2 separate regions of the Homo sapiens genome follow, and region 2 is linked to region 1. Evidence: read pairs that join two places in POLR2A ChIA-PET (ENCODE). Cell type or tissue: PC-3. All regions are shown on one strand. Each heading gives the region's core, and the rest is flanking DNA. Links, peaks and the distances in the headings are about the cores only. Region 1 has its middle 9.2 kb from the start of SAV1. Region 2 overlaps ATL1 (atlastin GTPase 1).

Region 1 (4,401 bases), core at 299-4,298:
ATATACAACTATTATATGATCCAGCAATCTCACTACTGGGTATTTATCCAAAGAAAAGGAAGTCAGTATATCAAAGAGACGTCTGCGCCCCCAAGTTTATTGCAGTGCTAGTCACAATAGCCAAAATATGGCATCAACCTAAGTGTCCACTGTCAGGCCTCTGAGCCCAAGCCAAGCCATCGCATCCCCTGTGACTTGCACGTATACATGCAGATGTCCTGAAGTAACTGAAGATCCACAAAAGAAGTAAAAATAGCCTTAACTGATGACATTCCACCATTGTGATTTGTTTCTTCCCCACCCTAACTGATCAATGTACTTTGTAATCTCCCCCACCCTTAAGAAGGTACTTTGTAATCTCCCCCACCCATAAGAAGGTTCTTTGTAATTCTCCCCACCCTTGAGAATGTACTTTGTGAGATCCACTCCTGCCCGCAAAACATTGCTCTTAACTTCACCGCCTATCCCCAAACCTATAAGAACTAATGATAATCCACTACCCTTTGCTGACTCTCTTTTCGGACTCAGCCTACCTGCACACAGGTGAAATAAACAGCCTTGTTGCTCACACAAGGCCTGTTCGGTGGTCTCCTCACACAGACGCACATGAAATCCACCAACAGATGAATGGCTAAGGAAAATGTGGTATATATACACAATGGAATACTATTTGGCCATAAAGAATTAAATCATATCATTTACAACAACATGGATGGAATTAGAGGACATTATATTAAGTGAAATAAGCTAGGCAAGGAAAAATAAGTAATGCATGTTCTCACTCATATGTGGACACTAAAAAACTATAGTGATTACTAGAGGGTGGGAAGGGTAGGGGAGAGGGGAAGATAGGGAGAGGCTGGTTAATGGATGCAAAACTACAGTTAGGAAAAATAAATTGCAGTGTTCTATGACACTGTGGAGTGACTATAGTTAGTAGTCTATTGTATATTTTCATATAGCTAGGAGAGGACTTTGAATGTTCCCACCACAAAGCAATTATAAATATTTGAAGTTACAGATAATGCTAATTACCCTGATTGGATCATTACATATTGTACATACGCATCAAAATATCACTCTGTACTCCATAATATGTATGTGTCAGTTAAAAATTTAAAGACAGGCATTCACACACTGCTGATAAAATTTGGCAATCAAAACCCTGAAACCATTTGCAAACTTTTCGTATTAGTTTCCTGTTGCTACCGTAAAAACTACCATAAACTTACTGGCATAAAACAACACCAATTCATTATCTTACAATTCTGGAGATGAGAAGTCCAAAATCAGTCTCAGGAGGCTAAAGCCCAGGTGTTGTTGGCAGGGTGGCTGCCTCTGGGAGCTCTGAGGGCAGAATCCGCTTCCCTGACTTCTTCAGCCTCTGGAGACTGGCTGCCTGCTTGGCTCACCTCATCAACCTCCTGCTTCTATCCTCACGTCTCCTGTCACCACTTTCCTGACTCTCTTTTATAAGGACTCTTGTGATTACGTTGGGCATTGGGCCCACCTGGATACTTCCAGCTCATTCTCTCCATCTCAAGATCCTTAACTTCTGATCACCCACAGTTCTATTAACTAATTACATCTGAGATCATTTGGCCCTAACATGCAAAGCTACCCATACTCTAAATTGACAACAGACTATTGTGGAAGCTCTGACATCAATTTATCTGAAGACATTAGGCCTCTAATAGCACTGTGAAATTAACAGTAAAGCACATCAGTGAAATACAATATTTGAATATTATTACTAACTGATTTGGAAATCTCAATAGAAGTTCTAGGAATTCAGAAGCCTCTGAGTAATACATGAATCATAAGAAAGAAATCTATTTTTATGCCTTTTATTTATGTCGCCGTTCCTCTTCCTTCTCTACTACTTGCAGGACAGTCCCTTCATCCTGTTTCAATGGCTTAGTTTGTTGTTTGTTTTACCATATTCCATGTTTTCTAACATGCGACCTTTACATTCCTTTCTCAATTTCATTACTTCCACCTCTACTCCAACTACGAGCTAATTTGGTCACACCTGATAACTATTTAAAACTCTGAAATTCCCCTCTGACCACAACCTCCTGTTCATCCCCTCCCATTTCCTCACTCCACTGAATCTGCTCTTTGTCTACATTGTTATTTCTAGTTCCTCAATCCTGATCAGCACGAAATAAACAGCATTGCCAGCCAAAGGCACAGGATTTTGACATTCAATGTCCTGTTTAGACCTGTCTTGACTCAATGTATAATTTTGGTTGTTGTTAAAGATACTGAGCTCTTTAAACTGAAATTTTTTAAGATGCGGTAACATGAGAAAATGCATAACAAAGTTTGGTTTCCTTATTTTTTATTTTTGAAACGGGCTCACTCTGTCACCCATCCTGGAGTGTAGTGACACGATCACAGCTCATGACAGCCTTAACCTCCTGAGCTCAATTGATACTCCTACCTTAGCCTCCTGAGTAGCTGGGACTACAGGCATGTTCCACCACACTTGGCTAATTTTTGCATTTTTTTTGTAAAGACGGAAGGTCTCCCTGTGTTGCCCGGGCTGGCCTCAAACTCCTGGGCTCAAGGGATCCTCCCGCCTCAGTTTCCCAAAGTGCTGGGATTACTGGCATGAGCCACTGTGCCTGGCCTGGTTTCTTTAAAAACCCTATTTCTCACCATTGTTTAGGCTTTTCTGTAGTTAAATGTATTCAATGATTACCACCTGTTCACTTACAGTTACTTCTCCAATCCTGAGTTTCAAATTTTGACTAATCTCTTGGTTTGTCAAAATCAAATCTAATCTCTTTGTTCTCAAAGTAGGTCTTCTCAGAAGGTCCCAAAATGCTGTATTTCCCTGAATTTTCATGTCCCATTGCTTTTCTTTTTTCACTGAATCTTCTGCCTTTATCACCTTCGTAATTTGTTCTAACACAGATTTCTTAAATCTCATCTTTTCCTAGGTAGCTTCCTTTTAGAGTCCTCTAAAGGCCAATTTCACTCTGGATTGATTGGCTTCCAGGCTTGCTATACAACCATGATACTGAGACTAAAATTACTTTCCTGAGTTAGATTCACTATTTCTTGAGTCCCTATTTTTCTGTTTTTGTTTTGTCCTTTGTGTGAGTTTATTCTCTCATTTTTTAAAAACTTATCTTCTAAAGTAACTTACTAGAATAGGATACATGAAAAGTATACTTTCTGAGTCCCTTTATTTCCAAAAAATGTCTTTATTCTTTCATTTTTGATTGACATTTGGATTTTGATTCACCTTTTTTGATGGGTATAAAATTGTCAACTAATTTTCCCTCATTTATTTGAGGGCATTGCTCCATAGTCTTATAGAAATCCTTGTTGCTGATGAAAAATCTGACATTAGTGTGATTCTCATTCCTTCATAATTGATACTTTTGTCTTCTGTTTGCAGGATATACAAATGTCAGAATGCTAAGATCTTTTCACTGGAACCTTTCAGGGTCTTCCTTTTACCCTTAATGTTCTGAAATTTCACAACACATTGAGACATGGATCTTTTTTCATTTATTTCGAAGGGCACTTGGGATACCCTATCAATTGGGAAATTCCTCCCTCTCTGAAAAAATATCTTGTGTTCATTTTTGATGATGGCATCTTGTCACCAGACCCCTACTGATTTCAGTAGGAATGGCACCGTGTTTGAGAGGCCGAAGAAGAAACTGGAGCCAGCAAACAAGACATAGGACTTATTGAGGGGACTCATATACAGGGTAGTCCAGTGGCAGTGGGCTGGACAGGAGAACCACTGCCCTCTGTAAAAAGTGCGCAGTTTATGTAGCATTTTCCCTTAGCACCCTCCTCCTAACAACCTCCACCTGACAAGCTTCATTTAACCCAAAACAAAGGACCTCAATCCTCCTGGAAGGCCTGTCTTCCATGGGATGGGCTGGGGATTCAGATGTTCCTCATAGATAAGGAATGAATCTCTGGGTTGGCTACTCCCAAATTCCTTAGCTTGGAATTTCGAACACACATTCTTCTGAGATCATAGGGTCATTCTCAGGGTATGTTTAAGTTATTGCTGTGAAGTGAGTCTGCCATATACTTCTCAATTTTCTCTGTTAACTCTTTCTGGAACTTAAGTTTTCAGGATATTGGGCCTTTTGTATAAAGCCTATTTCTCTTTTCTGTTCTTTGAGATTTCCCATCTCAGTCTTTTTGTTCTGTTTTCTGGGAGATTTGCTCAACTTTATCTTCCTAACTTTGTTCTGAAAATTCTACTTTGGCAACCCCTATCTTTAATTTCCAACAGCTCTTTATTGTTCTGATCTGTTTCTTTTTCATAGCTTCCTATTGTTTTATGAGTGCAATATCTTCTTGCAAATCATCCTGTTGATAGTAATAAGCATTGTTGCTTAAAGTACTCATTTATACTCTGAA
Region 2 (4,401 bases), core at 162-4,161, 50 kb after region 1:
ATAGTGGTTCAGATAGCTCCTAACAAAGCTAATGCTAATCAAATCATAGGTTGTAAATATGAGATAATGTTAACACAAGTCATAATTAGCTAAATAAAAGCTGTTGTCTCTTACAACTTTTAATAGATATAACATTTTTAGAATAATAAAAAGTAGGCTGGGTGGCTCACGCCTATAATCCCAACGCTTTGGAAGGCTGAGGCGCGCAGATTGCTTGAGGTCAGGAGTTTGAGACCAGCCTGGCCAACATGGTGAAACCCCGTTTCTACAAAAAATACAAAAACTTAGCTGGGGATGGTGGTATGCACCTGTAGTCCCATCTACTCGAGAGGCTGAGGCACAAGAATTGCTTGAGCCTGGGAGGCGGAGGTTGCAGTGAGCTGAGATCACGCCACTGCACTCCAGCCTAGATGACAGAGCAAGACTGCCCCCCTACCCAAAAAAAGAAAAAAAAGTATATATACTACTAAACTGATGTATATTTTTTTAAATGCTGAAATGTTAACTGGAAAATAGTTGTGTAGGACTTCACATTTTACACAGTATTATATAGTTAGTTGCTTGTATCTGGGCAGGTCATAACATTCTTGATGACTGGGGCCCAATTCCTGTTGATCTGTATTTCCAACATCTAATGCAGTGGCTGGCACATGGATGACATTCAAATGTGTGCTGAATTTAGTTGTGAATTAAAGGTGTTCTTACCTGGTCCCACAGAGCTGCAGCCACCTGGTCTATTACAGCTCCCAGCTCTCGGTATTCTCCAGAGTACCGGATATATGCCCAAGTGCACAGGGTGATAAGGGTCAGTCCCATTATCATATTGCATAGGCTAGCTATGATGTCCAAACCAATGAATCCAGTCACACCAGCAATCACATATGTGATAAAGATGACTACAAACAGTGTGGCTGGGGTACGAGCTGCATGGAAGATATTTTTGCTATCATTGTGCTTGATATATTGGATGTAAAGTTCATCTATTTCACTCTCCAACTGCTGCAGGTAACGCCGGCTAAATTCTTCCCCACCCATCTTCTTCACCCCTCGGAATAGCTTCACAGATTCTTCCTTAAGTTGCAGGTGTTTGGTCTGCAAGTCATTTGGGGCCAGAAATGGTTTGTCACCACCACAAATCTGTATCAGATAGAGAAGTATTTGTTTATGCAATGCAGAGTAAAATTGGCAACTGTATCAAAATTTTTCACTTAGCTAGTTGAGTTTGTTAGAATACGTTAATAATCAGGAGCCTGCATATATGTTTTGTCAGCCCACATCTTTCCACCCCCTATCCACGAGGCATGACTATAAATGGGACTGGTATTTTATAGGTGGCTTAAAATCATTTTAAATTTTTCTCTTTTTGACATGGAAAATAATATTTATCACTTAATCCAAGTCCTTCAAGATGAAAAGACGTGTGACACAACATGAAGTGCAAACTGAGTTCATTCACAGAATGAATCCAAATCTAAGAAAACTACGTATATCCAAATTCTAGGAAATCTAACTACACTGAAGTCATGTTAACCAATGAGGTTTAATAAACAATGATCAATGCTATAAAGCTCTCAAAGTAAACTGTGAAATACATTCTTTAGCAGTTTTACTGATTTTTATTTGAATGGAGCCAATTGAGTATTTTCTTCCAGAAACTAAGTTAGGAGTATATTAAATGTTCTTGAATAACATTTTCAATTTTTTGAAAAGTTACAAGGGTAATCTCAGTTAACCATACCATTCACTTTGGTTACAGGCATGCCTCAGAGATAATACATGTTTGGTTCCAGACCACTGCAATAAGCAAGTCACATGATTTTTTTTATTTCCTAATTCATATAAAAGTTATGTTTACATTATGTAGCAGTCTAGTAAAGTGTGCAGTAGCATATCTAAAAACCATGTACATAATTTAAGAACACTTTATTGCAAAAAATGCTAAGGATCATCTGAGCCTTCAGCACATCAATCTTTTTGCTGGTGGAGGCTCTTGCCTCGATGTCGATGGCTGCTGACTGATTAGGGTGGTGTTGCTGAAGGTTGAGGTGGCTGTGGCAATTTCTTAAAATATGACAACAGTAAAGTTTGCCATATTGATAGACTTCCTTTCATGAAAGATTTCTCTGTAGCCTGGGATGCCATTTGACAGCATTTTACTCATAGTAGAACTTCTTTAAAAATTGGAGTCAATCCTCTCTAACCCTGCCAATGCTTTATCAACTAACTTTATTTCATATTTTAAAGCCCTGGAAAGGAAAAGAGTAGGGGGAAGGGGATGAAGAGAGGTTGATTAATGGGTACAAATAAAGCAGTTAGAAGAAATAAGACAGTGTTCAATAGCTCAGTAGGGTGACTGTAATTAGCAATAATCTACTGTACATTTCAAAATGGCCAGAAGAGAATAATTCGAATGTTCCTAGCATAAAGAAATATTAAGGTGATAAATACCACACTTTCCCTGATTTGATCTTTACACATTATATGGATGTATCAATTTATCATATGTACTCCAAAAATATGTACATCTATTATGTACCAATAAAAAATATTCTAAACCCTTTGTTGTCATTTCAACACTGTTCACAGCATCTTCGCTAGGAGTAGATTCCATCTCCAGAAACCACTGTCTTTGCTTATCCATAGGAAGCAACTCCTTATCCGTTAAGAGAATACAAAATTGAGTCACATCTTCAGGCTCCACTTTTAAGTTCTCTTGCTGTTTGCACCACACATGCACTTCCTTCCTCCACTGAAGTCTTGGACCCCTCTCAAAGTCATCCAGAAGGGTTGGTATCAACTTTTTCCACATTCTTGTTGATATTTTTGCCTCCTATAAACCACAGATTCTCTTCATGGCATCCAGAATGGTGAATTTCTCCTGGAAGGTTTTCAATGTACTTTGCCCAGATCCATCAAAAGAATCACTATCTATGGCAGCTATAGCCTTACAAAATGTATTTCTTATTAACTTTTGAAAGTCAAAATTACTCCTTGATCCTGGGCTGTAGAATGGATATTGTGTTAGCAGGCATGAAAACATTAATTTCCTTAAATACATCTCCATCAGCGCTCTTTGATGAATAAGGTCATTGCCAACGAGCAGTAATATTTTGAAAGGAATCTTTCTTTGTAGGTCTGAACAGTGGGCTTAAAGTATTCAGTAACCCATGCTGTAAACAGCTGTACTGTTACATAGGCTTTGTTCTTCCATTAATAGCGCACAAACGAGTAGGTATAGCATGATTTTTTTTTTCTTTTTTTTTTTTGAGACGGGTCTCACTCTGTCACCCAGGCTGGTGGTGTGATCTCGACTCATTGCAAACTCTGCCTCTTGGGTTCACGCCCTTCTCCTGCCTCAGCCTCCTGAGTACCTGGGACTACAGGTGCCCGCCTCTGCGCCCGGCTAATTTTTTGTATTTTTAGTAGAGACGGGGTTTTACCGTGGTCTCTATCTGACCTCGTGATCCACCCACCTCGGCCTCCCAAAGTGTTGGGCCTCCCAAAGTGCAGGTGTGAGCCATCGTGCCCGGCCTAGCATGATTCTTAAGTGCCTAGAATTTGGGGAATGGTAAATGAACACTGGGTTCGACTTAAAGTCACCAGCTACAAGAAAGTCAGCCTGTTCTTCCAAGCTTTGAAGCCAGGCATTGACCTCTCCTCTCTAGCTGGGAAAGTCCTGGATGGCATCTTCCAATAGAAGACTATTTCATCCATATTGAAAATCTCTGTTTACCGTGGCCACCTTCATCAATGATCTCAGGTAGATCTTCTGGATAACTTGCTGTAGCTTCTACATCAAGATTTGCTGCTTCACCTTGCACTTTATGTTACGGAGATGGCTTCTTAAACCTCATGAACCAAAAACCTCTGCTAGCTTCCAACTTTTCTTCTGCATCTTTACCAACTCTTTCAGCATTCATAGAATTGAACAGAGTTAGGGCCTTGCTCTGGATTAGGCTTTGGCTTAAGGGCATGTTGTGGCTGTTTTGATTTTCTATCCAAACTAAAGCTTTCTCTGTGTCAGCAAAAAAGCTGTTTCACTTTTTTATAATCTGTGTGTTCACTGGAGTAACACTTTTTTTCTTTTTTTTTTCAGACAGAGCCTCACTCAGTCCCCCAGGCTGGAGTGCAGTGCAGTGGTGCGATCTTGGCTCATTGCAACCTCTGCCTCCTGGGTTCAAGCGATTCTCCTGCCTCGGCCTCCCAAGTAACTGGGACTATGGGCATGTGCCACCATGCCTGGCTGATTTTTGTATTTTTAGTAGAGACAGGGTTTCACCATGTTGGCCAGGCTGGTCTCAAACTCCTGACCTCAAGTGATCCACCTGCCTCAGCCTCCCAAAGTGCTGGGATTACAGGTGTAAGCCACTGGGCCCAGCCTGGAGTTGCATTTTTAATTTC

What was found. Peaks named below come from ENCODE experiments on the same cell type or tissue, not always from the same donor. Only the 100,000 strongest peaks of a DNase experiment are listed, where the experiment ranks them.
Region 2: POLR2A ChIA-PET joins it to region 1 with 5 read pairs; 10 of 35 experiments call an interaction of 5 or more read pairs at or near these places.

Annotation. Positions count from the first base shown.
Region 1 is chr14:50,675,348-50,679,748 of GRCh38, reverse strand. No RefSeq gene overlaps it. Among named protein-coding and RNA genes, the nearest start is that of SAV1, 9.2 kb to the right of the region's middle. In PC-3, for the core only: no CTCF peak of the experiment used is centred there; DNase peaks (open chromatin) are centred at 2,008 and 3,938; H3K4me3 peaks cover 1,067 bases; H3K27ac peaks cover 2,222 bases.
Region 2 is chr14:50,624,767-50,629,167 of GRCh38, reverse strand. It overlaps ATL1 (atlastin GTPase 1), which reads right to left. Exons shown (of 14, transcript NM_015915.5): 12 at 706-1,137. Among named protein-coding and RNA genes, the nearest start is that of SAV1, 41 kb to the left of the region's middle. In PC-3, for the core only: no CTCF peak of the experiment used is centred there; no DNase peak of the experiment used is centred there.